Linked DNA regions of Homo sapiens: region 1 is linked to region 2. The links are chromatin loops, found by intact Hi-C in ENCODE. Cell type or tissue: CD4-positive, alpha-beta T cell. All regions are shown on one strand. Links, peaks and the distances in the headings refer to the core of each region. The heading gives the core; the rest is flanking DNA. Region 1 overlaps CRTC3-AS1 (CRTC3 antisense RNA 1). Region 2 has its middle 11 kb from the start of IQGAP1.

Region 1 (4,395 bases), core at 85-4,084, 300 kb after region 2:
AACTCGACTTCATAGCCAGAGGAGCTGCCTGCCTTCCAAGCTGTGCTGCTAGCACTCTCCTCCCACCCTGTGCTGGGCACAGTTTACTGTCTTAGATTGTGGGCCTGGAGTTTTCTTTGTGACAAGGTTGTTGTTGTTTTCTTTTTTGAGACAGAGTCTCACTCTGTTGCCCAGGAGTGCAGTGGCATAATCTCAGCTCACTGCAACCTCTGCCTCCTGGATTCAAGCAATTCTCCTGCCTCAGCCTCCCAAGTAACTGGGACTACAGGCAAAGGCCACCATACTTAGCTAATTATTTTTTGTATTTTTAGTAGACACAGGGTTTCACCATGTTGGCCAGGCTGGTCTTGAACTCCTGACCTTGAGTGATCCATCCACCTTGGCCTCCCAAAGTGCTGGGATTACAGGTGTAAGCCACCATGCCCAGCCTGTGACAAGGTTTTTAACTATAAATTCAATTTCTTTAATTAACATTAGGCTATTCAAATGACCTATTTCTTCATGAGTAAGCTCTTAAGTTTTTCAAGAATTTATCCATTTCATCTAAGTTATTGAATCTGTTGGCATAAAGTTGTTTATAATGTTCCCTTGTTATCCTTTCAATATCTATGGAATCTGTAGTGATGTCTCCTCTCTCATTTCTGATATCAGCAATTTGTATTTTGTTTTGTTTTGTTTTTTTCATAATCGGTCAGGCTAGAAGTTATCAATTTTATTGATATTTTCAAAGAACCAGCTTTCAGTTTCATTGACTTTTTCTATTGTTCTTGTGTTTTCCATTTCATTAATTTCTCCCCTTTGATCTTTATTATTTCCTTTTATTTGCTTACTTTGGAATGAATTTGCTCTATTTTTCTAGTTTCTTTAAAATTTTTTTTTTTAATTTTTTTTTGAGACTGAGTTTTTGCTCTTGTTGCCCAGGCTAGAGTGCAATGGCGTGATCTCAGCTCATCACAACCTCTGCCTCCCAGGTTCAAGTGATTCTCCTGCCTCAGCCTCTAGAGTAGCTGGGATTACAGGCATGCGCCACCACGCCTGGCTAATTTTGTATTTTTAGTAGAGACGGGGTTTCTCCATGTTTGCCAGGCTGGTCTCAAACTCCTGACCTCAGGTGATCCGCCTGCCTCGGCCTCCCAAAGTGCTGGGATTACAGGCCTGAGCCACCGCGCCCGGCCCCTACATTTATTTTTTTACACCTTTTAGGTCAGAGCAGAAGAACTTGAACATTTTCTAGTTTCTTGAGGTAGAAGCTGAGGTCATTGATTTGAGTTCTTTCTCCTTTTCTAATATGACCATTTAGTGCTATGAGACCACCAGGCCTTGGTGACATTCCTGACCACTGGATAAAGCCTCAGCTGAGGCCAACCTGAATCCAAACCACTAGTTTTCAACGCTCACTACACATTAGAACTACCTGGCAAGCTTCTAAAACTAGCCATGCTTTGGCCCCACCCCAGGCCAATTAAATGAAAATCCCTGGGAATGAACCTCATTACTGGGAGTTGTCAAAGCTCACCAGGTAGTTCTGTTGAGCAGCCAGGACTGGGAATCACCACTCTAGGCCACTGTTTTTCGAACTGTCTGTAATAACAGCAGTTTTCCGTTTCATTTTCAGTTTTATTGTTATTTTATTGACTGATACTTTTGTAACACACAATAAAGATGAATCATATAGCTTCATCCACTGGAGGTATCCTTTATAAAAAGTGGTTCTTCTATGCCTCTTAAACCCAGGTGTTCTCGTTATCCTGTAGCATCATCAACAAGGTAGGAAAGAAGGGTCATGCACGTGGATCTTGCAGCCACATAGATATCTTATCGTGGACCAATAACAGTTTGTGGACCACTGTAGTCCAAGGACTGCACTGCAGCACTGTCAAGCTTTCTTGACTATGAGTCAATAACTTCTTTTTATTGTTTAAAGTAATTTTCAGTTACAAGAGGCAGATTCCAATTGAAGCACTCTATCACAGCCATATCCATCTAGGCTGCAGTCATCGGATGACATGTTGCTCTCTCTTTCTATCTCTCTCTTTCCCACAGGAGAGATGCAGCCATCCCAGAGTATGTGCGTAGTCATGGTTTATTTGATGGTGACTGTGTGATCACTGTGCACTCTCATTCTGGCTCCCTTTCCAGAGCAGCATTAACACAGGTGATACAAACTTCCCTTTCCGCCACTGTTGACACTAAAGGAAATGAGAACATCTGGGTTTAAGAGGTAATGGAAGCACCACTTTTTTTTTTTCATAAAGGAAACCTCTAGAAGTCACATGATTTGGCGGTACCTTTTCTTTTTTCTTTTCTTTTTTTTTGAGACGGAGTTTTGGTCTTGTTGCCCAGGCTGGAGTGCGGTGGCACAATCTCGGCTCACTGCAACCTCCACCTCCCAGGTTCAAGCGATTCTCCTGCCTCAGCCTCCTGAGTAGCTGGGATTACAGGCATCCACCACCACACCTGGCTAATTTTTTGTATTTTTTAGTAGAGATGGGGTTTCACCATGTTGGCCAGGCTGGTCTCAAACTCCTGACCTCAGGTGATCCACCCGACTCGGCCTCCCAAAGTGCTGGGATTACAGGTGTGAGCCACCATGCCCGGCCAAGGAACATTTTCATCTTTTGATCACAAGCTCCTCTTTCAACTTACAAATACGAATTTTAACATACTTGCATTGTTCTTTTTGTTGCTCAAATCATCCTGTATTTGGTCAGAGAGAGCCTTTTCACATGAACCCCTGTGTCCTTTTAATCAGACTCCATAGTGATGATACCTTCCTTGTTCAGCTGCCCCAACCTTGGACTGGCCATTTGGCAGGAGCCCTAGTTTCTTTTAGCAGAGAATGACATACAGAGACCATGATCTAGGCAAGATATATACTTTTTTTTTTTTTTTTTTTTTTTGAGACAGGATCTCACTGTCTCCTTGGCTGGAGTGCATGGCAGTCACGACTTACAACAGCCTTGAACTCCTGGGCTCAAGGGATCCACTAGCTTCAGTCACCTGAGCAGCTGGGACCACAGGCACATACCACCATACCTGACACTCTCTCTCTGTCTCTCTCTATATATATTTGTTGTTGTTTGTTTGTTTGTTTTCGTAAAGACAGGGTCTTTTGTTTTGAGACAGATCTCACTCTGTTGCCCAGGCTGGAGTGCAGTGGCACGATCTCGGCTCATTGCAACCTCCGCCTCTCAGGTTCAAGTGATTCTCCTGCCTCAGCCTCCTGAGTAGCTGGGACTACAGGCACGTGCCACCACGCCCAGCTAATTTTTGTATTTTTAGTAGAGACAGGGTTTCACCATACTGGCCAGGCTGGTCTTGAACTCCTGACCTTGTGATCCACCTGCCTCCGTCTCCCAAAGTGCTGGGATTACAGGCGTGAGCCACCGTACCCGGCCAAGACAGGGTCTTTTTTTATTTTTCATTTTCTCAGCCTGAATATGTTTGTAGACAAGGTCTTGCTATGTTGCCCAGGTTCTACTCTTTTTAAACACAAAAATTACATAATTTTTCAGACAATCTGTTTTGCCATATTGAGAGGCCTTTGCATTAAGTCTGCTAATGCCCTGACAACCACCACATCACTTGGGATTTGGAGTCCCTTTGGGTTAGAGCAGGGTTTCTCAACTTCGGCACTATTGACATGTGGGCTGGATCATTTTGTTCTTTGGAGGCTGTTCTGACACTGCAGGTAGATGCCAGTAGCACCTCCCTAGTTGTGGCAACCAAAATGCCTCCAGACATTGCCCAATACCCCTGGGGGTGCCAAAATCATCCCCCGTTAAGAATCACTGGATGTCCTCTGGGATTCTACGGAAAACTTCCTGGAACAAACCAGAGAAAATCTGACTCCTGATGTCACATCCATGCCAGCTTCCTGCCTCTGTTTCCCCATTTGTCCAGTTGGGATCATGACTACAAGATAAAACAGCATATGGTGGGAAGCAATGGGACCTGCAAGGAGTCATCGTGGTACTCATGAGGAGCAGACATAAGGTCACAAGCAGCACTGCCCTGGAACTGCATGGCACTGTGCTGGCTTTGCCAAGGTGGTAGGGCATCCCACTGAACTGACTCAAGTCCCCAGGATTGCTCCAACTCTTGTATTCCCTCCAGGCCTCTTTTTAATGTTAGCGTTGTTTAAGATCTTTCATTTTACTGTCAAAAAGAGAAAGTCTCATTTAATTCATACCAGATGCTGAGTGAGTCGTCATGAATCAATACAACATTATCCAAAAACCACCAAAATGAATCATAAGGATAAACAGGATTTTTTTCTCCCTGCAAAACAGTGACTAAAATAGTGCCTTGCCCTTTTAGAAAAAAAAAAAAAAAAATCTGAGGTTAGGAGGAGGCCTAGGGCCCTGCTCATGTAATCCACGTGTCCGTGAGCAT
Region 2 (4,395 bases), core at 134-4,133:
GACAAGTTCTTGCTCTGTCTCCCAGGCTGGAACGCAGTGGTGCAATCACAGCTCCCTGCAGCCTCGACCTCCCCAGCTCAAGTGATCTTCCCACCTCAGCCTCCCCAGTAGCTGGGGCCACAGGCATGCACCACTACGCCCAGCTAATTTTTTTTATTTTTTGTAGAGATGGTGTCTCACCATGTTGCACAGGCTGGTATCCAACTGCTGGGCTCAAGCAATCTTCCTGCCATGGCCTCCCAAAGTGCTAGGATTACAGGCGTGAGCCACTGTGCCCACGTGTTAGTCTTTACATAACTGAATAGTGACTGAAGTCTTGCAGTTTCTACCTTGCCCTGCACTGGCATTATAAGTTGTAGTAGAAATGTCACTCATTGCTTGTAATCTCATGAGAGGCCTAGTTAGATTTTTCTGTACTCTACTTCCAGAGGAGCTTATAGGAAGGTGACTTTCCATAAAGGATGTGAGCTTTCTACCACCCAAATATCAGTCGTAAAGAAAATGAGGAGTGATAAAGAAAGAAGGTATTGAGAGGTGAAGCCAGCTGGGCTTCTAGGTTGGGTGGGGACTTGGAAAACTTTTCTGTCTAGCTAGAGGATTAAAAACGCACCAATCAGCACTCTTTGTCTAGCTAAAGTATTGTAAATGCACCAATCAGCACACTGTAAAAACGCACCAATCAGCACTCTGTGTCTAGCTAAAGGACTGTAAACGCACCAGTCAGCACTCTGTAAAATGGACTAATCAGCAGGATGTGGGTGGGGCCAAATAAGGCAATAAAAGCTGGCCAGCGAAGCCAGCAGCAGGCAACCCACTCGGGTGCCCTTCCATGCTGTGGAAGCTTTGTTCTTTCGCTCTTCACAGTAAATCTTGCTGCTGCTCACTCTGGGTCCGCACTACCTTCATGAGCTGTAACACTCAATGCGAGGGTCTGCGGCTGCATTCCTGAAGTCAGCAAGACCACAAACCCACCGGGAGGAACAAACAACTCCAGATGAGCCACCTTTAAGAGCTGTAACACTCACTGCGAAGGTGTGCGGCTTCACTCCTGAAGTCAGTGAGACCACGAACCCACTGGAAGGAAGAAACTCCGGACACATCTGAACATCTGAAGGAACAAACTCCGGACACACCATCTTTAAGAGCTGTAACGCTCACCGTGAAGGTCCGTGGTTTCATTCTTGAAGTCAGCGAGACCAAGCATCCACCAAAAGGAATAAATTCCAGACGCAGTATTTACAGCCCAGTGTCCACCCATTCCCCATGTAGCAACCCCTGGTACCTGAGGAAAAAGGTCACAGCCTCTGCCAATGGTGGGGCATCTTTCCGAAGAGGTTCCACTTGGACTTTTTGAAACATCATGTGGCTGTGCTGTTTGAGAAGCCTGGGGTGAAATTAACTATACAAGAATCAGGGCATGATCACACACGCACACACCTTTGCAATTTTTCTGGCTTTGTTTACACTGTTACTGCAACTTGTGCCCTTTCTCACCCTTTTCATAGGTCTTCCCTGCAAAGTCTTTTTTTTTTTTTTTTTTTGAGACGGAGTCTCGCTCTGTCGTTCAGGCTGGAGTGCAGTGGCGTGATCTCGGCTCACTGCAACCTCCGCCTCCTGGGTTCACGCCATTCTCCCGCCTCAGCCTCCCGAGTAGCTGGGACTACAGGCACCTGCTACCTGGCGCAGCTAATTTGTGTATTTTTAATAGAGACGGGTTTCACCGTGTTAACGAGGATGGTCTCCATCTCTTGACCTCATGATCTGCCCGCCTCAGCCTCCCAAAGTGTTAGGATTACAGGCCTGAGCCACCGCACCCGACCCATCAACTGTTCTCTTATCTGTGCTCCTAGATCTCTATCTTGATGTCTGAAAGCTTCTTGAGAGTGCTTTGTCAGGTCTATGTCCATCACATTCTTTGGTGGATGTGGCCTCACAAATCTTTCAACTCAGCCCTCTAGGTCCTCATGTGCATTAGTGGAGAATAGCGTTCACATATGTGGGCTTTGGGTCCAATGCAGTTTGAATACTGAGTATGTCACTAACTAGTTGTGTAATTTTTGGAACATTGTTAACCTTTCTGATTTCAGTTTCCTTATCCTTAAATTGAAAATTCTAGTAGTTCCTACCTCATAGGATTGTTGTGAAGGTCAAATGAGATCAAATACTTACAACTGGACCTAAGGGGCACTCATTATGAGTTAGCTGTTGTTACTAGTAACCCATTGTCATCCCTGTAGATGTTTCAGGGGTTTGCCGTGGGGAACCCTGCCATGCAGGCTTGTCTCAGGTTCTGACCCTGTGATGGGGTCTGGTGTTCCCTGCCTCGTTTACCGCTCTTTCCCCATACTTTGGTCTGACTCTCCAATGAGCTCATGATTCCTATGAGCGATTTCTGTCTCTTGATGAATCTTTAGATTTGTCCTTTGTCTTAGGCCTTGAGACTGCAGTAGAACCTTGTGGCCTATTCTAACCCCAGCCCGGAAACCAATGCCCCAACTCCATTCTGGGCTGACTTCCTGGCTTCCTCCCACAACTTCCGGGTCTCTGTTTTTATATATTGTTCCTAGACTAGGATATGGGTGTTCACAAATGTTTGTTGAAAGGTTTTCAGAGGCAATTAGGCATATTTAAGAAGTGAATGAACACCTGCTCATTGATATGCTGTCCATAAACTAGGACACGGTGTTGAATGATGATTTGACAGAGATTTTAGAATCAGAGAGATGGAAGCTTGATCCTAACTCTGAATCTTATGGCCTTAAGCAAAATATCTAACCTCTTTGTGCCTGTTTTCTCATTTGTAAAATGAGGATAATTATATTTCCTCATAGGGTTATTGTGAAGATTAAATGAGACAATATAAATAAAGCACCTAGCATTTTCTGGAACATGGTAAGCAGTTGGTAAATAGCTGCAACTACCAACAGGTAGTTCAAAACTTTTCCTCCATCTGAAAAACCAAGAGTTGAAGAAATGGCTGAAGTTGGAATATCTGGCAGGAGCTGTGCTTAAACACAAGATCCGGAATATCTGAATATCTTTAGGACAAGATGAAATAGGTTTCTCTCAAATGAGTTGGTTAAGGAGTTAAGCAGTGATAGGTAACACTTGAAGTTTCACAAAGATGAAAACTGGTACTTGACAGACAGCCACTTGATGGTATTCTGAAGTTTACTGACCCTTTGTTCTATTTCTAGAACAAGGTGTTCTATCTCTTTGCCCAAGGTGTTCAAAGTATAGAGAAACAAAGAAGATCAGTAATTACATAGACCAAATGGAGTATCGGATTTATTACGAACTACATCTGCTCAAAAGACTCATGAACTATATGGAGTTAGTCCTATCAGAGAGAAGCAGGGTATCCAGCTAGCTCATAGGCCTTTTTATACAAAAGTTTACCATTAGCATGTTTGGTAACATTACTTATAAGCCACCCCAACCCCCTCCCCACACACTCAAGTTTCCTTAAGTGTATGTATTAGTTTTCTATTGAAGTACAGGCAAGCTTGACTGGGTTCTTTGCTCAGAGTCTTACAAGGTCAAGATTAAAATATCCACTAGATTAAGGACTTATCTTGAGACTGTGAGGAGAATCTGCTTCCAAGCTCATTTAGGCTATAGGTAGAATCAAGTTCCTTGCAGTTATAGGTCTGAGGTCCCTGTTTCCTTGCTGACTATCAGTCAGGGGCCACTCTTAGCTTCTCGAGGCTGCTCTCAAGTCCTTTCCATGTGGACCCCTCCATATTCAATACCAGCAATGGCCCATTGAACCATCCCATGCTTTGAGTCTCTGACTTCTTTTGCCAGCTAAAGGAATCTCTCTACTTATAAATGGCTCATGTGATGACCAGGATAATTTCCCCATCTTAAGATCAACTGTTTAGTGCCTTAATTGCATCTGCAAAATCCCTTCAAAATAGTGCCTAGATTAGTGTTTGATTGAATAGCCAAGGATTGGGAATCTTGGGCAGTCATCTCAGAATTCTGCCTACACAGCATGGTTACAATTTCCTGAAAAGCTATCCTGTGAGGCCTGACAGTTATAGTACAAGCATTGGATAAACATTCCCATTTCAGAATGGAGAAATCAGCCAACAAGAAAGGTGCTACAGGCCCCATGCAAGTTTGAAAGCTGGAAGGGCAGTCATTAGATCTTAAAGCTCTAACATAATCTTTGACTCCATGTCCCATATGCTGGGCATACCGGTGCAGTGGGTGGGCTCCCAAGGCATGGAGCAGCTCTGTCCCTGTGGCTTTGCAGGATTCATCACCCATGACTGCTCTCATGGGCTCGAGTTGAGTGCCTGTGGCTTTGCCAGGCACAGGGTGCAAGCTGCTGTTGGATCTACCATTCTTGGATCTGGAGGATGGTGGCCCTCTTCTCACAGCTCCACT

The links. Hi-C counts contacts between places; a loop is a spot of excess contacts. Peaks named below come from ENCODE experiments on the same cell type or tissue, not always from the same donor. Only the 100,000 strongest peaks of a DNase experiment are listed, where the experiment ranks them.
Region 1: a loop joins it to region 2, with 6 times the contacts of the local background. A loop is called at or near these places in 1 of 110 quality-filtered maps.

What each region holds. Positions count from the first base shown.
Region 1 is chr15:90,676,426-90,680,820 of GRCh38, forward strand. All of the region lies in intron 2 of CRTC3-AS1 (CRTC3 antisense RNA 1), which reads right to left. Among named protein-coding and RNA genes, the nearest start is that of LINC01585, 18 kb to the left of the region's middle. RefSeq lists an enhancer at 1,656-1,715. In CD4-positive, alpha-beta T cell, for the core only: no CTCF peak of the experiment used is centred there; a DNase peak (open chromatin) is centred at 2,186.
Region 2 is chr15:90,374,602-90,378,996 of GRCh38, forward strand. No RefSeq gene overlaps it. Among named protein-coding and RNA genes, the nearest start is that of IQGAP1, 11 kb to the right of the region's middle. In CD4-positive, alpha-beta T cell, for the core only: no CTCF peak of the experiment used is centred there; a DNase peak (open chromatin) is centred at 2,500.